Regions from separate parts of the Homo sapiens genome. Here regions 2, 3, 4 and 5 are each linked to region 1. A link is a loop called in an ENCODE intact Hi-C map of the cell type or tissue named here. Cell type or tissue: endothelial cell of umbilical vein. All regions are shown on one strand. Region 1 has its middle 12 kb from the start of MARCHF3. Region 2 has its middle 25 kb from the start of SPMIP10. Region 3 holds the start of LOC105379198. Region 4 holds the start of LOC105379162 (a long non-coding RNA gene). Region 5 overlaps LMNB1 (lamin B1).

Region 1 (5,000 bases):
GATGGTGTGGATGAAAGGAGGGAAGGTATGCTCAAAGAGACACTCAAAGTGAGGGTGCTTTCATGCAAGGGCAAGTTATCTGGAATAGACAAGAGTTTAAGATGCATGAAGGATACAGTAGATGGAGGCTAGATGCAGGGCTTTTACTGTCATGCTAAGTTCTGTGGTTTGGTTTTCATTTTTGTAGGCAATGGAAAGCCACGATAGGTCTGTGAGTGGATGATCAGACCTGTGATTTGGAAGGATAATTAGAAGTGGTGATGAGGTAGATAGAAGATGGCATAGGAGAGCAGTGAGTAAGGGAGGCCATTTAGGAGGCAAAGGCATTGCAATGTGTAGGTGAGAGATGAAGAAGCCTTCGACTACTGCAAAAGCCGTGAGGACTGAAACAAGGAGACAGATTTTTTTTTTTTAGTAGAGTCAGGGCACTATGTTGCCCAGGGTGGTCTTGAACTCCTGGGCTCAAGCAATCCTCCCACCTCAATCCTCCCACCTCAAAGCAATCCTCCCGCCTCCCAAAGTGTTAGGATTACAGGTGTGAGCCACTGCGCCCGACCAAGGAGGCAGATTTAAGAAATGGTTAAGAAGTAGAATCATTAAACTCACGTACCCCCTGATGGCCCTGGGGGAGTAGGTGGAAAAGCATACAAATTGGACAGCACACTATCTGAAACCACGTAAGGGCATGGGTCCTTTTTTGACAAATTATTTTGAATGAAAAAACTTTTGTTGAAATAATGTCCAGCAAGCAAATTGTAGCTCTTTACATCTGTTAACAAGGGTTTGATTACAGACATTCTTCAATTTTTTAACAAAGGAATGTATATTGTGAATCAAAGGTGGATTGAAGACAGAAATGCAATCCAATCATTCTGTGAGCACTTTCCAATCAGACCTCCCCTTGTTGAAGATGAAGCAGTCGTCATTTATGGACTATTCCGAATGACTAAGTATTTACCTCTTGCTCAGATAGCTTCCCTAGAAACACTTCCTTTGGTGTGAGCAACTTGGATTTACTGCCAGGGCAACACCTCCCATCCAACGCCCACACTGCCTCTTGGCTGGGTCCTCACCAGCAGGTGTTCATAAGCAGTATTTTGTTTTGCTTCTATTAAGAGTGTAGGCTTTGAAAAGCATCGTCTGAACGTATCACCCATTATACTTTCACTTACAAGTGTTCTTATGGGGAGATCTGAAACCTTGGCGTCTCAAGGATCAGGAAGACAAAGACTGCCTTTTCTCATGCAAGGCCACACCTATGTTTTCCATTAGAAGGAGGGGCAGGCAAATCCTGGGCAAGGTCAAAATATAAAGTCTCTCCCAGTGCATGGCGGTGCACTCCCTGGGGATCTGTTAAAACCTCTTTTGTGTGTTTTGGAAGGTGTTACGGTGAAACTGCCTGCTGCTAGCTGAGTTTGAGAACAGTGACCCTGACAAGTGCCTTACAGGAGTTTATCAAGTGGAGAACACCATTTAGAACACCACTCACTGAGATGCAGCTCTTATCTGTGCCTGTCAGTGAACAATGTTCAATCGCAGATCACAGTTGTTAGCAGAGCTAATTACAGCAGTCTCAGGTGAGAAGAATCCCAGCAACTGCCTCTAAGGGACTTCCATCACAGGGGCTTCGCAGGTAAGCAACGAAAATAGCCCCTTGGGGGATCTATAAACAACAGTTCTCTGCAACTCTGAACATGGACTCATCCACAGTTGGTGAGAGATCATGTTCAAAAGAGAACCACCAAAGGGAGAAGGAGGAAAGGGATGCTTAAAGCCAGGAAGGGAAATGTTCTGGATTAAATAAGAGCAGAACTGGGTATTTATTATTCCTTGGGCTGTCTGACTCACTGCATAACCTTATAAAGTCATTTCCTCTTTCTGGGACTCACTGTTCTCATCTCAAAAATAAGGATAGTAATACCTGCCCTATTTATATCACGGGATTGCTGACAGAATAAAATAAAATAAAATATGTATTTTTAAAAATAAAAGCTGGGGAAAACTAGAAAATACAGCTTTAGGTAGAGTAACTGATTCCCTTTGTCTTATTTCACATTTTACTTATAAATGATGGAAGGGAACAACAACAAATATTGGTGCTATTACAGAATCCTAGATTTCAGTTTCTCATGCCTCCAGTTTTTTGTGGTTTGCACATCTTCAGATTTGCCTCTCCCTCCCCAATTTGTTCTCAGCATCAGTTCTGGGGTAAACTCAGGCTCCAGTTTGAGGAGGAGAGGAAGATCCCAAGAATCTGAAGAGGCCAAGCCCCTGTATTTTTTTAGTCTCTTGTCTTTGTGTCTCCTGCTGCAGCCCACGTCTTGAGGGCCTCCTCCCAAGTCCTGAAGGTGAATCCTGCCTGTGGGATACCTGGTTTGCTGGGGACGTTGGCCCTGAATGAGAATTTCTAATGTCAAATTGGGACTTAAGAAGATATCTCTAGAACAGAACCAAAAAGAATCTGTAACAACGTGCCCTAAACATGTCTTAGGCTGGGTCTGTAACTACATTCTTGTTCCTGCTGAAAATCGCAGCATCCTTCTAACCAAGCAAGGCACGTCCACTTATCTGATGGTGCTGTCAGTGACAGAAAGGGATCATATTATGGATTTGGCAGGGAGGAAAAATATTTATTTCCAAATTTTGAAGATTTATCTTTTCCAGATATGCAAAACCAGTCAGAATATTAAAAAAAAAAATCAATGAAAAGTGATCATGTTTTGTGAGCAGAAGGAATCATTCTTGAATTCAAAATAATAATGAAGACTTATAAGGATCTCAAATCCATGATAAAACAAATGATTTGACAATAGCAAGTGAGTAGGACTACCAAACCCTTAACTGCCCCCTTATGGTGAAGCGATGTCTCCATTTAATGAATGTGTTCCATTAAATGTTTAAATTTCCCCTTTTCTTTTCTCCTCTCCGCTGTTTAGTTTTTTTTCAATGTTCAGCATAACTAAAAAGTCTTAAGTAGGGAATTGCACATAATTATAGGCTCCACACCAATGACAAAGTCATGCCTCTTCTTAAGTATTCATAATCATTTTTGTACTCTTCTTTCCTCCTCTGGACAATTTAGTTAGAATGACAGCAGTGTCCTTTATTTCTCTTGAAGGCATCTGCTGGTCTCACTTTGTGTACAGGTCATAAAACATCAAGAAACACAGTAATGTATTTTTCATGTAGTCACATATACATAAATTTTTAAAAAACACTGCTTTAAATGAATAGAACAAAAGTGGGAGGGAGTAACTAAATTTTATCTATTAAAGTTATTTGGTGAGGTAAGAATGTTTAAAAGACTATCTTTCCAACTCAAAGGCTGTGACCACCCTGAACATGCTGGCTTGTCCTGCCAGCTGACAAGTTGTTTTGTGCTGTTAGGTGTCAACTCAGTGACATCCTTTGCTCTCTCAACCTTTCCTTTATTACTGGCTTAGTGAAATCTGACATTGATAAGAACCCTAACTTGAGAATGCTTCACAGAGCAGGATCATTGCCAAATTCAGGAGTCTTGCTAGTTTGCAAGATGAGAGAATCCATGCAGAACAAAAGGCTGATACTAAAAGTCAGCAATCACAATGGGAATCAATCCCACAATCTGATTTCTAAATATCTTAATCTCCTCTGACCTTAAAAGAGTGAAATTGGCCTAATTTTGAGAATATCTTTACAAGAAAACACAGGGTAAGGTGGAGTGAAATCCTAAAACATAGCTCTTCTGGCAGTTCTTTCCCAACTTCTGACATCTCTTTTTTACCCAGATTATGCATCAATGCCCATTTTCTCTTTGTAGCATTAAATTCATAACAAAGAACATACAGCAAATGCCTCATTTACCTGGTCCAGGATTAAGTCTTTCTGAATATAGGACTTTCTCAGGTGACAGTTAACCTAGTCTCATGATGCAAATGTACATTTTAACTCATTTTTAAGGGAAGCGTTTTCTAAAATTTATTTCCCTCTCTGTTGCCTTAGTGGCCAGGCCACGGGTTGACCTTGTTGTGAGGACTCAGGACCACCACTGAGGTCTTCTGTGCAATGCAATGCTGCAACAAAGCCATCAGGGTTTCTGAGGAGAGCTGGGTCACAGGGTATTCTAAGTAGCACAATGAGGCCATGGGCTCAATTTGCCTTTAACTTGTATCATCTAAACTTTTTGGTGTTCTCAAATCATTAACAAAAGTTCCAATTAATATTTGGCCTACAGTATTTCTAAGGATAGAAAGTTTTCCATCAGGAATTCCGTTCAAATATACCATTTCAGCATAAAGAAGGGATGCCCATGACTCTCAATATAGGCCTATGGTTGGATTCTTCTTATTACTACTAGTCTATTAGCTGGCACTCCTATGTGCTGCTTCTCCTCTTTTGTATGACATTAATATTAATATTAATATTTCCCCTTTCCCTGAAGCTTTATGTCCTTGTAGACTTTAGAATTCAGAGGTTTAGCTTTGGTAGTCATCTTTGAACCTGAGAGAGGAGGTAAAATGCAAAATGTCAGTGCCTAAGCTGAAGACCGATCGAATGAGGCCATTCTCTCTTGATTATGTCTCCATGCTCAACATGAATTTCTGTGTCAATAGAGAGGTACCAAATCTGTTCCAGGTGCAGGATTTTGGGTCACAGCATCAAAGTATCCTGTCTCTATGGTGAACAAGAGTCATGGGTCTGGTGCGCATATCTGTGGACTATAATGGGTTACTATGGTTTACTCTCCAGTGTCAGGGTCACTTTTGAGGCCTCTGAACTCTCCTCCCCACAATTCAGCCAAAAGCCAGGTAGAATGTTATGGCTACCTCATTCTATGCTTTTTTTTTTTTTTTTTTCCTTTTTCTGGAGAACGGGGTCTTGCTATATTGCCCAGGCAGGTCTCGAACTCCTGGGCTCAAGCTATACTCCCACCTCTTGCCTCCCTGAGAGCTGGCATTACAGGCATGAGCCACCGTGCCCGGCCGGCTACCTCATTCTAGTACTGCCCCAACACTGCCTGC
Region 2 (5,000 bases), 390 kb before region 1:
CATCCCAGCACCTTGGGAGGCCGAGGCGGCAGATCACTTGAGGCTGGGAGTTTGAGACCAGCCTTGCCAATATGGCAAAATCCCATCTCTATAAAAAACATGAAAATTAGTTAAGTGTAGTGGCACATGCCTGTAATCCCAGCTACTCTGGAGGCTGAGGCAGGAGAATTGCTTGAACTGGGAAGGCAGAGGTTGCAGTGAGCTGAAATCTTGCCACTGCACTCCAGCCAGGGTGACAGAGCAAGACTCTGTCTCAAAAAACAAAACAAACAAAGCAAAATACCTAAGTACAGGGTGATTAATCAGTGATACTTTCAGAGAAAGACCTTGATCAACAGAGGAAAATGTGAAAGTTGTCAGAATGAAAATAAAATCACTACTGTTAAAAAAAAAACACACACAAAACCCTAACAAATAGAACCAGAAAGGCTACGAAGAGAGAGTTCTCACACTTGTATGCCTGAAAACAAAAACATCACAAAAGGCTCTGCAAAAACCACAGCCTCACACAAAAGCTACCAAAACCTTAAACAAAAAATACTTCTGTAAGGACATCTGCCCTGCAACTGCCTGTCCACCTTTGGACTGGTATCACCTTTGTTATTGATCTTCGTAGCCAAAGATAATTATTATAAAACAATTATATAATCCTCCTTATTTCCTTTAAAAATCCTTTGTCTTCTTTTACCTCCCTGAATACACATATAGTTAATGATTGCAAAGCTTTATTCCCAAATATCATTTTCTCTTAGAGACCCTCTCTCTGTTACTTAGGTTGACCATGCTAATCCATTCACCATTCTGTGAGATCTGACTCGAAGACTATCTCATTATCCTAAAATATCCATTTTTCTGCTTTTCTGCTTAATTTTCCCTAAGTTTCTGTGACCCCTCCAAGTTATTTCCCAATGAGCAATTCTATCATTCCTCATTTAATTTCACTCTCTTAAATGTAAACTCTAATTAATTTATACCTTTGGCCTACTCCTTTCAGAGCCCTCTTCTTCCACAATTTGTTAGTTTGAGATTGTAAACTTCCGCACAAGAGAGCAGAATATTATGCTGGGTGGGTTAGTCCCAGTGATTGCAAAAAATGCCAGTGAGTATAATTTTCATATGCTGAGAATACTGGTGATTACATTTCACAGTTACTCATTAGCTTCTTGTCAGGCTGAGCATCACCAAGAGCAGGTCTGTAGGTGAATCCCATATAGGGGAGTATGGGAGAGGAGGTGAGCAGTGGCTGGAATCTAGCCAGCACCCCACTCACCAAGCTGTGTGAATCTCAGGGCATTCAGTGAGGCCCTGGCAAATGGGGATCAATATAAAAATACTCAGTAAGACGTCTTCTCTGACTTTAACGTGATTTACTGATAGAAGCCTGCCTTTCAGAAAACATCTTTTTCTTCTTTTTAGAATGTGGGAAGATGTGTGTGATAGAATACTAAATAAGTTGAGATTTACCTAGTTTTGTGGACAAAAATAACGCATATGACCAGAAAACAAAGTCAGTGCATCCAATTGTTTCCAGTATTATTTCTGCATGGAGGAGTTATGGATGATTCTTATTTATATCCTTATACCTTTAAAAATTATCAACAGCATGGCTGGGCTGGGCGATAGCTCACACCTGTAATTCCAACACTTTGGGAGGCTGAAGCAAGGGGATTGCTTGAGCCCAGGAGTTCGAGATTAACCTGGGTAACATAACAAAACTCCGTCTCTACCAAAAATACAAAAATTAGTTGGGCGTGGTGGTGCACTCCTGTTGTCCCAGCTACTCCAGAGGCTGTGGTGGGAGGACCACTTGAGCCTGAGAGGTCGAGGCTACAGTGAGCCGTACTGCACCACTGCACTCCAGCCTGGGTGACAGAGTAAGTCCTTGTCTCAAAACAAAAAAAAAAAAAAAAAAAAAGGAAGAAAGAAAATAAAAATTATCTACAGCAGATGTATTTTATCAGAAAAGACGGAACAATTTTTGCTTTGTATACACTGCTCCTCGTGTGGAATGCACTCTCCCTCTGTTCTGTCTGTTAGAGTTTCAAATCCAAGATAAATGTCAAGTCTTCTGTGAAACCTGTTTCCTAGTCTATTTTCTCCTTAACTTGACTTTTCCACCCTGATTTTTCCAAGTTCATTATTTGCCTAATACTTCCGCTTCCTGACCAGAAGAGGTCGGTGTTGCGTCGCTTAAGAAAAAGCAAAGCCTTTCTGATAAATTGTTTTGGGGTTTTTGTTTGTTTTGTTTTGCTCTTTTTTACTAAGGGAAAACTTTTTCTTTAGAAATATGATATTATATTTCCTAGAGATATTATGATATTATAGAAGTTAGACATAAACATCTATCAGTGCCTCTGTAACTAACAAGTTTTCAAGTGGAGTATTATCAACAAATGGAAACTTATAGCCTTTGGATTATTCTCATTAGTACCTAGCACTTTACTAAGCCACAGAGAATTTTATCTGATATGTAAAACTTTGAAAGTAGAAAAAGAGAAAACAAGAGAGAATACATTTAAACAGGAAAACCAAACTTTTCCAGGGACAAACTAAAAACCATTAGTACAGTACTTCAAAGCATCAACTTGGGAGTTAGACCAACTAGGATTTGAGGTTTTTTTGTGTTTTTTGTTTTTGTTTATTTGTTTGTTTTTGAGACGGTGTCTTGCTCTGTCAGCCAGCCTGGATCTCAGCAGTGGTGCGATCTCAGCTCACTGCAACCTCTGCCTCCCGGGTTCAAGTGATTCTCCTGCCTCAGCCTCCCAAGTAGCTGGGTTTACAGGTGTGCACCACGATGCCCGGCTAATTTATTTTGTATTTTCAGTAGAGACAGGGTTTCACCATGTTGACCAGGCTGGTCTCAAACTCCTGGCCTCAGGTGATCTGCCTGCCTTGGCCTCCCAAAGTGTTAGGATTACAGGCGTGAGCCACCGTGACCGGCCGGTATTTGAGTTTTGACTCCATCACTTACTGTGCAACTTTAAGCATGCTCCATACACCACAGGCCTCATCCTCAGCTTCTCATCTTGAAAGTGGGGATACTGATAGCTAATTCACAATATTGTTTTTATTTTGTGGTGGTAATGATGGGTTTTTTGTTTTGTTTTGTTTGTTTATTTGAGACAGGGTCTCACTCTGTCCCCCAGGCTGGAGTGCAGTGGTGCGATCTGAGCTCACTGCAACCTCCAAGCCGTGACTACAGGCGCACGCCACCACACCTAGCATAGCTGTCCGCTCTTTAATTTTCACTGTGGGAACTACTCTCCTGGCACCAAGTGTCTTACAATAACCTCTTAGTTCATCCCCTGCCTCCTCTCTCACCTTTCCCATAAATAAATTGGGACAATTCAGTTAATTCTGTATGCTGCTACTAGAATGATGTAGTCACCTGTGGTCCCTTCATCTTTCTGTTAAAAAGCCATTCATAGGCAGGGTGCGGTGGCTCATGCCCATAATCCCAGCACTTTGGGAGGCCGAGGAGAGTGGATCACTTGAGGTCAGGAGTTTGAGACCAGCCTGGCCAACATGGCAAAACCCCTTCTCTATTAAAAATTAAAAAAATTAGCCGGGCGTGGTGGCGCGGGCCTGTGGTCCCAGCTACTCAGGAGGCTGAGGCATGAGAATTGCTTGAACTCGAGAGATGGAGGTTGCTGTGAGCTGAGATCGCCACTGCACTCCAGCTTGGGTGACAGAACAAGACTGTCTAAAAAAAAAAAGCCATTCATGAAATGTTCTGTGGATGGATGGTGACGGTGATTCCACAACAATGTCAATGTACTTAGTGCCACTGAACTTACACTCAAAAATGGTTAAAATAATAAATATTATGTTATGCATATTTTATTACCAAAAAAATTAATGATTCAAACATCCACAACATAATGTTCTATAGGGACCATCACCATCCAACTCCAGTCAATCTTCATTAGTACAGCTGCATCTTACTGTATGATGGTCATACCACCCCCAGCGCCCCCACATACGCTTGCACTCACACTCCTTTCTCGGCAACAACTTCCTTCAAAGTCCTCATACCTAGCCTGTGCTTTTTCTTGGATTTAGCTCTTTTGTTTTTCAAACTTGCTGGATATAACCATATGCTGACCTTCCAGCCATTCAAAGCCCAGTTCAGCTGCATTTCGTCCATGAAGTCTTCCCTCTCATATCTGTCGTGTTGGAAATAATCTCTTTTGCTGGGCTTCAGTGTTTTCTATCACTATTCTGCCTGTATAAATCTTCTTAAGGACTGAGACCGTGCCTTAATCCTCTTGGTATTTCCCCTCACTTTTACCACAGTGCTTCGCACGGAGCTACTTGGGAGGCTGAGGTAGGAAGACAGCTTGAGCCAAGGAGTTGGAGGCTGCAGTGAGCCATAAATGCACCACTGCACTCCAGCCTGGGTGACAGAGTGAGACACTGTCCCCCCAAACTCCTCCCAAAAAACAGATGAATCTTCATTGTAAATGATTTGTAACAATGAACTCTGGACTTCTTAGCTATTTTTACTAGCTTAGCCATTTTACTTGGCCATTTTTACTAGGAGAAAAGTTTAACTCTTTTTTTCCTTTTTTGTTTTTTTTTTTTACCTTTTTTTCTTTTTTTTAAACTTTTTTTCTTTTTTCTTATTTTCGGAGAAAAGTCTCTTAAAAAACAAGAAAACAAAAACACAAAGAAAGAGTTTTGAACCTACTTGAGGACTGAGCTCCTGGTCTAATATAAATATACATTTTCTATTTCAAAAAATAGCATTCTTAGGCCAGGCGCGGTGACTCATGCTTGTAATCCCAGAACTTTGGGAGGCTGAGGTGGGTGGATCTCCTGAGGTCAGGAGTTTGAGACCAGCCTGGCCAACATGGTGAAACCCCATCTCTACTAAAAATACAAAAATTAGCCAAGCGTGGTGGCATGGGCCTGGAATCCCAGCTACTTGGGAGACTGAGGCAGGAGAATCCCTTGAACCTGGGAGGCGGAGGTTGCAGTGAGCTGAGATCGCACCGTTG
Region 3 (5,000 bases), 190 kb after region 1:
TGGTTTTTCTCACTCAGCATAATGTTGTCAAGGTTCATCCATGTTGTAGCATGTAGCTCCTTTCCTTTTTGTGACTGGATAATATTTCATTGTATGTATATACCACATTTTGTTTATCCGTTCTTCACCTATGGTTTATTCAATGATTTTCTCCTGCACATTTTTTTTTCAGCTTTCTTCTGACAGTTCTGTTAGGCGGGTGTAGGACTTCTATTGATTCTCTGATTGTAACTTTTGTTTCATACTTTCTATTTCTTTTTACTCATCATTTTGGTAGATTTCCTTGATTTCATTTTTCAGTGTTTGTGTTACAGGTAAAATTTTTTAGCAGCCATATTTTTATGAGACTGAAGCGCTACCGACTGAGCTAACGAGGCACTTTAGCCATATTTTTAATTTCCAGTAACCCTTTCTTGTTTTCTGGTTGTTCCTTTTTTATAAGAAGCCTCTTTTGGGCTTGATGCAGTGGCTCATGCCTGTAATCCTAGTGCTTCAGGAGGCTGGGGTGGGAGCATGGTTTGAGGCCTGGAGTTTAAGACTAGCCTGGGCAACAAAGCAAGGTACCCATCTCTACCAGTACTTAAAAAAAAAAATTAGACAAGCATGGTGGCACGTGCCTGTAGTCTCAGCTACTCCATAGTAGGCTGAGGTAGGAGGATCCCTTGAACCCAGGAATTTGAGGCTGCAGTGAGTTATGGTCATGCCACTGCACTGGTCACAGTAGTGTCATGACTTTATTTCTGCCTTATTTCTTTACCATAAATGTCATGTGGCTTCGCAAGGGGGAAGTGAACTTGTGTGCCTGGCATGCCATCCTGAAGTGTAAGTCTTCAAGGATCCAATGCATAAGAATCTATGGTACATCCAAGAGGTCGGCAAATAGTCAAATTATCAATTTTATTTATCTTTTCTTTTCTTTTTTTTTTTTTTTTGAGACGGAGTCTTGCAGTGTTGCCCAGGCTGGAGTGCAGTGGCATGATCTCGGCTCACTGCAAACTCCACCTCCTGGGTTCACGCCATTCTCCTGCCTTAGCCTCCCCAATAGCTGGGACTACAGGCGCCCACCACCACGCCCGGCTAATTTTTCGTACTTTTAGTAGAGACGGGGTTTCACCGTGTTAGCAAGGATGGTCTCGATCTCCTGACCTTGTAATCCACCCGCCTTGTCCCAAAGTGCTGGGACTACAGGCGTGAGCTACCGCGCCCGGCCTGGTCCTCTCCTCTTTCTTCTTGCCAAGAACTTCACAAAAGTATATTTCTCTCGGATGGCCTTCCTTCTGGTCACAGTAGTGTCATGGCTTTATTTCTGCCTTATTTCTTTACCGTAAATGTCATGTGGCTTTGCAAGGGGGAAGTGAACTTGTGTGCCCAGCATGCCATCCTGAAGCGTTAAGTCTTCAAGGATCCAATGCATAAGAATCTATGGTACATCCAAGAGGTCGGCAAATAGTCAAATTATCTGGATGTATCTGGATGTCTTCTTAAGTGAAATAATTATTCAGAAAAAAGAACAAGTTCCATGACTCACACTCACATCACCATGTACTTTGGCTCTCTTCATTCAAGTTTTTTTTTTTTCAGTAAAATAAAGTCCTAATTAAAAGAAAAAATGAACAGATTCTCACAGGTAGTTTCAGGAAGTATCCCAAAGACACTTAGGTATTGACATCTTCGAGAAGTTTAGCTTAGTTTTTTAGCCATTCTGTAAATATGGCCTGATAGTAGGTTACCTCCCCAGCTTACATATTTGTGACATGGATGGAAGCTACAATTTAATTTTTAGCTGCGTGGAACCTGAATCAGGGCAGCTTGACCTGGGTCATAAAGAAATTCAAAAGGGACTCAAGACGTTATATTAAAACCTACTAAAGTGGATATAAAAATATAAAACACATGCCTCACCTCAACTCCCACTAATTTTTTGAAAGAAATTCTTTAGAAAAGGAAAATTCATTTAAAAACAAAACTAAAACACCCATTTATCTTTCCAAGGCATAAATGACCACTATCTTTCACTTTGGGGCTTTTCTTTCTCTCTCTTAAAAATTCAAGGGGAGTTGGAGAGGCTATAAAAGTCTGTCTTTGGGTTGGAAAAAAAGGGAAGCTTTCTGTAGGCAAAAATCTCCAGCGGGTGGGCTGCAGTCTCCTCCCCGTGAGATCTTGCAGGTATAATATTCTGGCAAAAACGACTTTTCATTCCGTGAGAGGGACGGAAGACAGTGAGGACATCACAGCTTTCAAACCTCTTGTTGTCCACCGTCCTGGAGTGGGAAGGTGGTGAAGCTCTTACATTCGCTTGCCTTTTGTTTCTTCTGGGTCTTCGCTGTGATCTCTTTCCCTGTCCCCCGCCGGCCGCACCTGGACACAGTAAAGGGCCACAGTGAGGGCTCTCAAGCTTTGGAGCCGCTGAGTCATCTGATCTTCATCGCGCTAAGCTCCTGACAGATGTTACACAGGTCAGGGATGTTTGGGCAAACCTCTCACCGTGGCGTTGGAGTGCAGTCCAGCTCTGTCACTAATGCTTAACCTTCCTATGGGCTCAGTTTTCTCACTTGTAAAAAGGGGTCCCTAATACTTGCGCACCTTACAGGAAGTAACATAAGCCAGGGTATTTGTGAGTGCGTTTTGGAAAGCATAAAGCCCTCTTGCAAATGTGAGATGTTATTATTGCTTCCCTTACCCTGGCTCTAGTTCCAGCCCGGGGCCTGCCCACAGAAACCAGCTGTTCCTGTTTCCTCTGTGTCCCGCGGTAGCACCGAGGAGGCTGGTGCACTGGGCTCCGTGGTTCCCGCCCGGGCCCGCCGCAGCCGGCTCTGAGGAAGCGGCTCTGAGGAAGCAGCGCACCGCCAGCCTCGTCCTCGCGCCGGCGACCCTGGGGCGGGTCACCTCGCCGGGTCGAGGCCTCCCGGGCAGGCCTGGCGGAGGGAGGAGCGAGGCCTGCCTGCGGGAGACCCGGGGAGGCGCGTCATGTGCAAAAGGGTGAGGCTGCCAGGAGCTCACGCGCCGAGGAGTGAAAGAACGGGGTGCGGAGGCTGCTCGAGGGGAGGCGAGGCGGCGGGGAGGCGAGCGCGAGCGACCAGGAAGCAGGAAACCCGGGCAAGCTACCTATGCCCTTTACGGCACCTGTTTATTTTCAAGTGGCTTCCTCCCTCACCTCCTCCGGGCGTGTGTATCAGCCGGCATGGCGTCTCTGCCCCATGCCCTGGGCCGCCAGGGGCCCGCAGGCTACGCGGGAGGTGGAGCGAGGGGAGCGAGCAGCGCACCCCCCTCTGGGGGCCGAAGCAGGGACGCCCAGGGCGCAGGCTTTCGGGCTGGACCTCGAGAAACGTGTGCAAAGTATGTGTTTTTGCTTGACACTTGGAGAATTCTGTTTTTTTGGCTTTATTCCTGAAAGCAAAAATGGGCAATTGAGATAAATGAAAAAGAGAGGCATCAATAAGAAAAACGAAAGAGTTCATCAGTGAATTTTTATGGCATCTAAAATTTTAGTTTTTGGTAATTTAGTTTTAGGCAGCAGATGAGACTGTAATATCCCTTGTAGTTTGTCCATGTCGTTCCCCAAGTGTGAAGTACTATGGCCATCGGCAGCAAAAAAGCGTATTGGTGGGATTTCAGGGGATGAGAGCTCTCTCATCAGCAGCCATTCCATCCCATTTTCTTCTCAGGACTGGTTTTTGCTGTTCACTTTTTCCCCTTCCTAGCCCCATTGATCAGGGAAAGGGGTGGAGCTGGAAGGCAGGGAAAAGTATGCGTCAAAATTAAGCTCCGATATTAAAACCCTGGTGTTGAAACCCCGGTGTCCCCAGGCTTGAAGCTAACTGCATGGCGCTCACCCTTTAAATGGTCTACATCCAAGCGGGAAGGCAGAGAGGTCCAGGACTAAGCGACCACCCCAGGGAGGGAAGGACACAAGTGAAATCTGCTCTGGGAGTCCCAGATCTTAGTTCATCCTTGGAGAAAAGTCCTAGAGCCAAGAGACTTAGAAAGTGAGATGAATGAAAGAAAGAAAATAAACAATTGTTGGGTCTGTCAGGAAAGGAGAATGTGGGACTGACCAAGAACGGTTATATTCCAGGCTCCTTACATATATTATGTATCCCTCCCAGCAGCACAGTGAGGCAGGCCTGTTTTGTGATTCCATTTTGCAGATGGGGAGACTGAGGCACGTGGAATCTGTTTGCCAATACCACGTAGGTTTGTGGATCTTTGATTTGAATGTCAGCCTCTGTCATTTTAAATCTTGTGTTATTTTCTTAATGGGAAGCAAGAAAAACATATTTGTGTCCTAATAACCCAATAGAACTGTGGTATTTTAGTGCCACTTATTCAGTCCCTTTCAACGCCTTTATTTCAAAGTTGAAGAGGCAAAATTGCCCAGAGTTGGGCAAGGCAGGCTTGGAATGCTGTCCTGTGTCAGTGAAGGGCACCCACCATCCACCCAAGCCTTTTAGCCCAAATCTGGACACTATCTTGGTGACTCCCCACTACCTCTTACACGGGATCCATTTGTAAGTCCTATAAGCTTCAGCTCTAAAGAACTGAATCCTCCCCCTTCTCTCTCCTGAGTTTATGCAGTAGTCTCCTAATTGATATTTCTAATTCCACTCTTCACCCTGTAGTCATCGTGATGTTTACAAAAATGAAATGGTTTCATTCCTCTGCTTAAAGCACATCAAATAAATCTCATACTCTTAGATTAAAATCGAAACTCCTCAGCATGGCTGCTAGATCCTCCATGAGCTCATCCTTTTCTGCTGATCTTGCTAGGGTCCCTCTCTTCTTCCTGCTCCCTGCTGTTGCCACATGGCCTCCTTCCTGTGTCTTGGGCATATTAGGGATGTGATGCCGGAAACACTCTTTCTTGGAATCTGGTTAGCACCTTCCCATCCATCAGGTCTCTGCTTAAATGGCAGAAAAGCCTTCCCTGACAGCTGCACTCCAAGTGACCCTGTAAAATTACTCTATCACATCAACCCCTTTATTTTCTTCATAGTGTTTAT
Region 4 (5,000 bases), 370 kb before region 1:
ACTGGGCTGGGTTTTTATAGTTGATGAAAAAGAAAAAAGAGCCTAAATGCTAACTGATTTGGGAGAGGTCGGTTAAAGAAAAAGGAGCATTAACCGTGACTATGCCTTTAGCTCCAGCCACCTTTCTAAGAGGAAACTGTTGGGCAGGTGGGGGAGGGCTAGTCCCAGAACGAAGCTGTAAACCAGACCAGGTGTGAGGAGGGGAGGTGATAGAATGATTATAGGGTGGGGGAGGGGAGGCTGAGGAAGAATTGGGACCTGGCTACACCTGGCGCGGAGCAGCCTGGGGAGGAGGGGAGAGGTCAGATGAGTCCGTAGGAAAGGAGGATTCAAAGGACTCAGAGCTTGGAGTGGAGACTGAAGGAACAGACAGGAGAGAAAGAGGAAAGATTTGGGAAGAGTCGCATTGGGAGCAGAGATTAGGAAGGGACCGATGTGTAAAAGAATGCCTGGACGTCAGGCACCTCAGACCATTTGCCCATTTTTCGACAAAAATTATCTAGATCTTGTATAAGGATCTTGTATAGGATAGACAAATCGAAAGTGCCATTCTCTGGCCACTTGGAACTACTGTCGAGTTTGTATTGGGGCCAAGCAGTATTGTAGAAGAAAATAAGACATTTAAGTTTAAGTTCTTGAGAGAAGAAGGGGGAATGGAGGGCAGAAGTTTAGTGAAAAGACCGCTTACCCGATTTGAAATTGGTGAGATGTTCCTTGGGCTGGCTGGTCTGAGGACCCAAGGTCGTAGGTGGATCTCCTCATGGAGTGAGGGCGAGGACAGGGGGCTGGTCTCCCAAAGGAGTCCTCCTGTCCCAGGTTTTCAGCACCAAATGTCACGCACATCCACATGAAGATACCGCCAAACAGGCTTTGTGTGAGCAATAAAGCTTTTTAATCACCTGGGTGCAGGCGGGCTGAGCCGGAAAAGAAAGTCAGCCCAGTTTTTTCTTTTTTCCTTTTTTTTTTTTGAGGTAGAGTCTCACTCTGTCACCCAGGCTGGAGTGCAGTGGTGCAGTCGCAGCTCACTGCAACCTCTGTCTCCCGGATTCAAGCAATCCTTGTGCCTCAGCCTCTGGAGTAGCTGGGATTCCATGTGTGCACCACCACGCCTGGCTAATTTTTGTATTTTTAGTAGAGACGGGGTTTCACCATGTTGGCCAGGCTGGTCTCAAACTCCTGGCCTCAGGTGATCCGCCTACCTCGGCCTCCCAAAGTGCTGGGATTACAGGGGTGAGCCACCTTGCCCAGCCACATTGTTCAGCTTTTAAATTGAATGTCATCTCCTAGGGGAGGTAGAGCAGATGCTGCTGGGTGCCCTGCCCATACCCCCTCACCAGGCTGTGCATTCACCCTCCAGCTGCTACAGGCCTTGGCTGCTAATGGCTCAGGCCATTGTCCTTTCACAGAGGATTGTTGTTGGCTGAGAGGAGCCTCCTCCCCTAGAAGTGGGTCCTGAAGATGATGGCTGAGAGGTTATGTCCTCCTCCTGGAGGAGCCAGGGCCAAAGACTCACTGATGAAGAGATATAGCAGCCTTCTGGTCTCGGGGTGGGACAACTTCTGTGGTACAATTAACAGCTGAGAGCTTGCCGTGGGGATGAGGTGGAGGCTAAATTTCCTTTATTATTATTATTATTGTTTTTTTTTTTTTTTTGAGGCAGAGTCTCACCACTCTGTTGCCCAGGTTGGAGTGCAGTGGTATGATATTAGCTCAGTGCAACCTCCGCCTGCCTCCCGGGTTCAAGCGATTCTCCTGCCTCAGCCTCCCAAATAGCTGAGATTACAGGCACACACTACCGTGCCCGGCTAATTTTTTTATTTGTAGTACAGACGGGGTTTCACCATGCTGTCCAGGCTGGTCTTGGACTCCTAATCTCAAGTGATCCACCCGCTTCGGCCTTCCAAAGTGCTGGAATTACAGACGTGAGCCACTGCGCCCGGCCAGGAGGCTAAACTTCTGAAGTCATTTTGCCTAACTTTTTCCCTGGTGTCTTCTACTTTTCTTACTCCCAGCTTCCTTCTTAAAATCACCGAAGGAAGAATTCCTGCCTCAGTTTCTGCCCACCGGGGAACATAATCTAAAGGTAGTGACAGAAGTTGGCCTAGGAAAGTGACTAGATCTAGATTTGGACATTGGATCACTCGTCCACTAGATGGCAGTGAGAACCCCATCATCGGTGGTGGGAATTACTGTGATGATGCAATTGCTAAAATGTTCACCTGTAGTTTACTGGGGACGAAGTGTAGTTAGAAGTTGTGTTAACTTGTGGAATGGCTCTGGCATTTGAGTGTATGGAGAAAGCAGGGGAAACCTGGGCATGCAGGGCCACTGTACTATTTTTTCAACTTCTTGTGTGTCTGTAATTCTTTCAAAATAAAAACTTTAAAAACTGAAGATAGGCTGGGCGAGATGGTTCACACCTGTAATCCCAGCCTTCTGTGAGGCCAAGGCAGGAGGATTGCTTGAGCCCAGGAGTTTGAGGCTAGTCTGGGCAACATGGTAAAACCTCATCTCTACAAAGAAATACAAAAATTAGCTGGGTATGGTGGTGCATGCCTATAGTCCCAGCTACTCAGGAGGCTGAGGTGGGAGGATCGCTTGAGCCAGGGAGGTCAAAGCTGCAGTGAGCCATGATTGTGCCCCTGCACTCCTGCCTGGGTGACAGGGTGAGACCCTGTCTCAAAACAAAACAAAACAAACCACTGAAGTAAATAAATAGCAATATCATGAAAACAATATTGTATCCTAGGTGGACTAGTAAACATTAGTACCATCCTCAAGGATTAAAAGATGCAGAAACAATGATTCTCACATATCCCTATTTAATTCAATAACTTGGTTTCTGCAAAAATCAAATGAATTGTGCCAGATGACATGGACTACCAGAAACTCAACAAATAGTATCCCCATTTAAAGCTCTTGGACTGGAAGTATTATTTTTACTAGAACAGATTAACATAGATTTTGATATGTGGTGTGTAGCTATTGGACTGGCAACTATATAAATATAAATTAATGCAATTGAATATATTCATGACTTTGTGTCAGGACTATGTTAACGCTCCTATTCTCCATCACAATGCAGTCCAAAGGGACCCAGATCATGTGGCCATTCCACAGAATTTCACATTCAGCAGTTATGTTGATATGATAAGTGAACATAAGAAGTACCCTGGGTTGCTGATAAGACACATGCACTTCAGAAGGTAGAAGATAAGCCCTTAAAGGAGTCTGCCACATGCATTGGTGAAGTTTACAGGGGTCCAGTGCTCTGAGGCATGCCGGCACATGTCCTCTATGGTAAAGAACAAGCTATTGTACCTTCCAACTCCTACCACTAAGAAAAAAGCACAGAGCATGGTAGGCCACTATGCATATTGGAGTTATGTATCACACTTGGAGAACACTGCTTTGATTCATTTATTAGATGATGATGAAGGTTACCAGTTTATTTATTTATTTTTATTTTTATTTTGAGACAAAGTCTCGCTCTTGTTGCCTAGGCTGGAGTGCAATGATGTAATCTCGACTCACTGCAACCTCCACCTCCTGGGTTCAAGCAATTCTCCTGCCTCAGCCTCCCGAGTAGCTGGGATTACAGGTGCCCACCACCACACCTACCTAATTTTTGTATTTTTAGTAGAGACGGGGTTTTACCATGTTGGCCAGTTCATCTCAAACTCCTAACCTCAGGTGATCTGGTTGCCTCAGCCTCCCAAAGTGCTGGGATTACAGGAGTAAGCCACCGCCTCCAGCCTTAAAGTTACCAGTTTAAGTGAAACCCAGGGCAGAAAAAGGCTCTATAGTAGATCCAGTTTGCACTGCAAGGAACATTACCACTTGGGCCATATGACCAAGGAGATTCTAAGGTACTAGATGTATCTGTGGTAGATAAAGATGCAGTGTAAAAGCTCAAATATGAGAATCTCAGGGCAGATGAGAAGGGTTCTGGGGCAAGGCCAAGCCACTGGCAACAAAACTATATACCATTCGAAACACAGCTTCTGGGCCAGGCGCGGTGGCTCATGCCTGTAATCCCAGCACTTTGAGAGGCCAAGGCAGGCAGATCACTTGAGGTCAGGAGTTTGAGACCAGACTCGCCAGTGTGGCAAAACCCCATCTCCACTAAAGATACAAAAATTAGTTGGGCGTAGTGGTGTACACCTGTAACCCTACCTACTCTGGAGGCTGAGGTGGGAGAATCACTTGAACCTGGGAGACGGATCTTGCAGTGAGCCAAGATTGTGCCACTGCACTCCAGCCTGTATGACACAGCGAGGCTCCATCTGAAACAAACAAACAAACAACAACAAAAAAGCAACAACAACAACAAAAACCAGCTCTGGCGTGGTGGCTCACACCTGTAATCCCAACAGTTTGGGAGGCCAAGGTGAGTGGATCACTTGAGCTCAGGAGTTCAAGACCAGCCTAGCCAACATAGTAAATCCCATCTATACTAAAAATTCAAAAAATTAGCCAGGTGTGGTGGCATGGGCCTATAGTCTCAGCTACTTGGGAGGCTGAGGCATGAGAACTGCTTGAGCCTCGGGAGGCAGAGGTTGCATTGAGCCAAGATCAGGCCACTGCACTCCTGCTCAGGCAACAGAGGGAGACCCTGTCTCAAAAACAAACAAACAAAAAACCCAGCTTCTCACACACTATTGGGACCTGGAAGAGACTGATTATGAGACATCCAATGATCATGAAATTAGAGTGAGCTGCCTATTATGATCTACCAAGTCATAAACTCGCAGATGTCAGTGCATTCCATCATAAGGTGGAAACAGTACATCTGAAACTGGGATCAGGTAGGTCCGGAAGGCACAAATAATCTGTACAAACTGATGTCAGTAGTCCAGGCTGACATATCACCCACTATTCTTACACAAACATTTTTCCTTCAGCTCATACCTATAGTTTCATGAGGCTTCACTAGGACCACCCAATAGAGAAAGAAAAATCCTGGCCTTGGTATGTTGCTATAGGCAGAAAAGAGACTG
Region 5 (5,000 bases), 230 kb before region 1:
ATGTGCCTGTAATCCCAGTTACTAGGGAGGCTGATGCAGGAGAATTGCTTGAACCCGGGAGGCGGAGGTTGTAGTGAGCTGAGATCATACCATTGCACAACAGCCTGGGCGACAGAGTGATACTCTATCTCAGAAAAGAAAAGAAAAGAAAAGAAAATAGTTTCATTTCACATAAATCTTTACATGAATTTATCACAACTGTTAAGTTTAACTTTCCATGTGCTGTTTTTTCAGAGATGTTCTTAAGATTATCAATGAAACAATTCAGAAAAATAATTTTTGCTTAGTGTTTAGTATAGTATACTGTGTATAAATCCTTGATTGCAGATAGTTTTAGTAGGCCATCCAGGCCTTTCCTTGGCTTCAGAAAAATAAATAGCTATGCTCCTGAAAAGGAATAGAAAGTTCCTAAGGCTTGAGATGCTACCACTTCTGTCATTAGTTCCATTTCAAAAACCTCAACTGAAAACTAAGAGGCAAAAAAGTGTTTATTCACATGACCGCCTGAGGACAAACAGGAGGAAGTTCGTGTGTAAAACTTCAGATGGCTGTGATGTCACTCAGATGTGTACCAATGCAGCCATGGTAAGTAGCTTGGCTTTATGCTTTTTGTTTTTTCCCCAGGAGATTAACGAGACCAGAAGGAAGCATGAAACGCGCTTGGTAGAGGTGGATTCTGGGCGTCAAATTGAGTATGAGTACAAGCTGGCGCAAGCCCTTCATGAGATGAGAGAGCAACATGATGCCCAAGTGAGGCTGTATAAGGAGGAGCTGGAGCAGACTTACCATGCCAAAGTGAGCTCTCTTCAGAAGATTCTTTTGAACACTTAAAATCATTACTTCACAATTCCCATGATGAACATGGCTTTATGTTTATTTTGTTCTAGTTTTTAAAAATGATTCCCCTAGTCTCCATGAAATATATAGAAAATTGATTTTTTCAAAAAAGTGCAGTTTTCTATAAACTAAATGTTATTAAAAATTACTAGAAGAATGTAGGGTTGTTGCAATTTTATTAGAGGTTAGGTTTTGTCTTTTTGTCCCATTGATCATTCGTACTATGCCATAGTAGTTGAACCCAAACCATGTGAAATAACTTTCTTCCAATAACAAGTACTGATCATGCTGTCCTACATAAACATCCATTTAGTAATGAATGAATGTCAGACTGCATTAGATCTCACTTTCATGTCATCATTGTGCATAGATTGTGACTACCACACTTCCGGCTTTTTTGCATAAGGGCCAAATGGAAAGTCTCTGCTATTTCTTCTTCTGTCACTATTATTCACTTAAAAAAATATTGTAGAAACTTCCCACTTATATTAGCTGACCTTACAAGAATTCATAAAAATCACCAACTAGTACAGGCTTTCCCTGGTAAATGATTTTGCCTTGTGTTTTAAATGTTACATGATTTGATTAAAAAGACTTTTTTGTGGTTGACTTAGAATATTAGAGTCACAGAGTTATTGAAAATTTTCATTGCATGGCTTTAAACTGTTCATGTTGCTTTTTATCTATTGTATGAAGTAGCAGTTAGTGAAAGTGAAAGATCTTATTATAAGCAGTAACTTCAGTTGTATAACATTTATCTAATATCACACATTGAGCTATACAGTGAAGGAGCTAAAGTAAGGATCCGTCACAGACTGTGGCCTCACAGGGAGCCAGGGAGGAGACACAGGAGCATGTCCCTGAGACACACATACACAATAGTGTTATGGGATTTGTATTTTACTCAAGGAGTTTTTTTTGCTTCTGAAAGGAAGTGTTTCTATCTGGTTTGAACGAATCTATAAACTAGTATTTTCTGCTTGTTGGTTTACATTCTGTATTGGATTTGGTGGGTTAGGGATATGTGATGTTTCTTTTCTTACAGACACCACCACAGTCAAGTTGCTATTGCCCAGTCTTCTTATTATCAGTGTTATCTTAGACATTAAAGGTTTAATAGATGAAATATTGAAGTAATAAGCTTTGGGTAAAGGCCTAGGTATATTAGCATTCTTAAAGCTCATTATTTAGGAAGTGACTCTAAAAGTCACACAGAATTACCATCATTCACACCATATCAGCAAACTTCATGATGCTTTTCCTGTGTTTCATCTACCAGTTACCAGCAGGACTTAGGTTTGAAATGCCTTGAGGTGAATCATGCTTCCTTTTTTGTTTCAGTTCTAGATAAGACTGACTATGCTTTGCTTCTTCTTTTAGCTTGAGAATGCCAGACTGTCATCAGAGATGAATACTTCTACTGTCAACAGTGCCAGGGAAGAACTGATGGAAAGCCGCATGAGAATTGAGAGCCTTTCATCCCAGCTTTCTAATCTACAGAAAGAGGTAAATAATCATCTTTCTGTAAGAAGTTAGACTTGAAGGCTACCTTCACCACGGGCACCTACCTGCTTTGCTTGGGCTGATGTCACTCCTCCCTCTGTTTGTTACAGAGGATGGTGTCATCCTGTGCTTTCGTCTTCACAGTACTTTTCTAGATTCGTTCATTTTGCATTGCATAAACATCCTGTGAGCAGATACTATTGTTCCTAATTAGTAGATTACACAGAGCTAAGGGACTTGCCCTTGAGGAAGGAGCCTGCTAGTTTATTCACTGTACTTACCCTAGGACCCGGATCTTCCGACCTGTCTAACAGCTTCATCTCTACAGAGTTATTCTCAACACCTTCCTTTTTTATATCATTTGAAAACCAAAATGAAGAAAAACATGCAAAAATTCTTTGTGGGTGGTGAATGCTTTGTGTTTCTAGACAAATTCTTTAGTGCTTAAAGTATATAACAATTAGGATCCAGGAAAGTAGCTTTAATTTGCATATTCCGATAAGAATTTAGTGACTCATTCATTCGTTGGTACGCCTAAGTGACAAATGGCATTATTGCCGGCTGTGTTGACTGGCTGCCTATCAGGGTGTGATGGTGTGCTTCAGGTGCTGCTTAAGCAGGCATGGACACTACTTCAGATCAGTTTTAGCCTAGGGTGATGTCAGTGTGGACACAAAGTACATATACTCCATATACTGCATTCAGAATGATTCAGCAATTAACTCGTCACCTTAATTATTTTGGAAATAACTTCCGCTTCTATTTTCCTCAAGGGAGGAAATCTTGTTTTGAATTTTCCACATGAGAATAAACTTTATTTTACTTTTTTTTTTTTTTTTTTTTTTTTCTTTTTGAGATGGAGTCTCACTCTGTCGCCCAGGCTGGAGTGCAGTGGTACGATCTCGGCTCACTGTGAGCTCCGCCTCCCGGGTTCACGCCATTCTCCTGCCTCAGCCTCCCAAGTAGCTGGGACTACAAGTGCGTGCCACCACGCCCGGCTAATTTTTGTATTTTTAGTAGAGACGGGGTTTCACCGTGTTAGCCAGGATGGTCTCGATCTCCTGACCTCATGATCCACCCGCCTCGGCTTCCCAGAGTGCTGGGATTACAGGCGTGAGCCACCGTGCCCAGCCTATTTTACTCTTGATTGGGCTTTTCTTCCTTCCTTTTTCTTTTTACCATTTTTAGTAAAATATTTTTCTAATTATAAAACTGATGACCTCTGTTGCAGGAACTTAGAAATAAAGCAGAAAATGAGTCCCATAAAATGGGGTGATATAAAATAATTTAGTTAACACAGGGGCTTTTACACTGTCTATCATGTGCTTTGTTACTTACGGCACAAATTTTTAAATTATTTTAAACCTATTTTGTGCTGATAGTGTTTTGAAGATTTTCATTTAATAGCAGAGCTGGAAGCACCTCTGAGTTCATTCCATGTAACCACAGATCTAGGTGAGTTTAATGATTTGCCCGTTGCCCAGAGGCTGCAGACTGATAAATGGGTTTCTCTACTCCTTCCCAGTTTTTCCTTTTATAACTCATTTTCTTCAAAGAAGATTTACTTTTAGAAATTTAACAGATAATCTTTTTTTCCATTGCACCATCTGTCTTAGTCCTTTTGGGCTGCTATAACAAACTACTATTGACTTGGTAGCTTATAAACAACAGATATGTCAGAAATTATTTCTCACAGTTTTGGAGGCTGGGAAGTCCAAGATCAAGGCACTGGCAGATTGGATATCTGCCTGGTGAGGGCTGTTCCCCGATTTATAGATGGTGCCTTCTTGCTGTGTCCTCACATGGTTAAAGGGTGAATGAGCACCCTTGGCCCTATATTATAAGGGCATGAATCCCATTCACTAGGGCTTTCCTCTCATGATCTAATTACCACTCAAAGGCCCTACCTCTTAATATCATCACCTTGAGGGTTAGGATTTAAACATGAAATTTGTGGGAACACAAACACACAGACTGTATCACTGTCTTTGTTTTTCTTGTTGTTTTTTTTTCTTCTGAGACAGAATTTCGTTCTTGTTGCCCAGGCTGTAGTGCAATGGCGCAATCTCGGCTCACTGCAACCTCCGCCTCCCAGGTTTAAGCAATTCCCCTGCCTTAGCTTCCCTAGTAGCTGGGATTACCGGCATGCACCACCACACCCTGCTAATTTTGTATTTTTGGTAGAGACAGGGTTTCTCCATGTTGGTCAGGCCGGTCTTGAACTCCTGACCTTAGGTGATCCGCCCGCCTCAGCCTCCCAAAGTGTTGGGATTATAGGCGTGAGCCACTGCACCTGGCCTATATCAACTGTCTTAACAGGTACTTTTCCAAAAATGGGCCTCTCTGTTCTTGTACTGAGTTGGCATTTACTACTCTTTTCCATTTACTAATAGTAAGTTGTCTACTAGTTACTGTCTATCCCTCAATTTTATTTTTTCCTACTGTATTATTATTTTTTTGGCTGCTGCCTAATCCATTTGATTTACTTAGTACAGATCTTCTCTTGAGGTTGATCTTCACTGTGCTTTGGATGAGGAGACTGTTATTAATAAGTAGTAGTGGGCTCTGAAACTTAGTAGCTATGTGTTCTAACCTAGGTTCAAGGCTGTTTCCCTGTTAATTGAATTCCCATTTTTGCAAGTTGGTTTTTTTTTTTTTTT

The links. A loop is a pair of places that touch in the nucleus more often than their neighbours do. Peaks named below come from ENCODE experiments on the same cell type or tissue, not always from the same donor. Only the 100,000 strongest peaks of a DNase experiment are listed, where the experiment ranks them.
Region 2: a loop joins it to region 1, with 4 times the contacts of the local background. A loop is called at or near these places in 7 of 110 quality-filtered maps.
Region 3: it touches region 1 in a loop (7-fold over the local background); 8 of 110 quality-filtered maps call a loop at or near these places.
Region 4: it touches region 1 in a loop (8-fold over the local background); 9 of 110 quality-filtered maps call a loop at or near these places.
Region 5: it touches region 1 in a loop (4-fold over the local background); 2 of 110 quality-filtered maps call a loop at or near these places.

What each region holds. Positions count from the first base shown.
Region 1 is chr5:127,039,953-127,044,952 of GRCh38, forward strand. It overlaps a transcript of C5orf63 not described here. Among named protein-coding and RNA genes, the nearest start is that of MARCHF3, 12 kb to the left of the region's middle. RefSeq lists an enhancer at 829-1,672. In endothelial cell of umbilical vein, a CTCF peak has its summit at 2,840 (motif pointing left); DNase peaks (open chromatin) are centred at 1,029, 1,829 and 2,809; H3K27ac peaks cover 2,373 bases.
Region 2 is chr5:126,654,425-126,659,424 of GRCh38, forward strand. No RefSeq gene overlaps it. Among named protein-coding and RNA genes, the nearest start is that of SPMIP10, 25 kb to the left of the region's middle. In endothelial cell of umbilical vein, a CTCF peak has its summit at 2,166 (motif pointing right); a DNase peak (open chromatin) is centred at 2,177.
Region 3 is chr5:127,226,561-127,231,560 of GRCh38, forward strand. LOC105379198 reads right to left here and starts at 3,824. Exons shown (of 5, transcript XM_041680488.2): 1 at 3,820-3,824; 2 at 3,155-3,387; 3 at 2,681-3,101; 4 at 2,291-2,358. The coding sequence starts at 3,824. It also overlaps a transcript of MEGF10 not described here. RefSeq lists silencers at 2,712-3,131, 3,282-3,341. In endothelial cell of umbilical vein, no CTCF peak of the experiment used is centred here; DNase peaks (open chromatin) are centred at 2,951 and 3,131; H3K4me3 peaks cover 788 bases.
Region 4 is chr5:126,674,130-126,679,129 of GRCh38, forward strand. LOC105379162 (a long non-coding RNA gene) reads right to left here and starts at 847. Exons shown (of 3, transcript XR_001742530.1): 1 at 689-847. RefSeq lists an enhancer at 990-1,584. In endothelial cell of umbilical vein, a CTCF peak has its summit at 2,152 (motif pointing right); a DNase peak (open chromatin) is centred at 2,172.
Region 5 is chr5:126,809,556-126,814,555 of GRCh38, forward strand. It overlaps LMNB1 (lamin B1), which reads left to right. Exons shown (of 11, transcript NM_005573.4): 4 at 625-795; 5 at 2,218-2,343. Among named protein-coding and RNA genes, the nearest start is that of LMNB1, 35 kb to the left of the region's middle. In endothelial cell of umbilical vein, no CTCF peak of the experiment used is centred here; a DNase peak (open chromatin) is centred at 2,116; H3K27ac peaks cover 3,092 bases.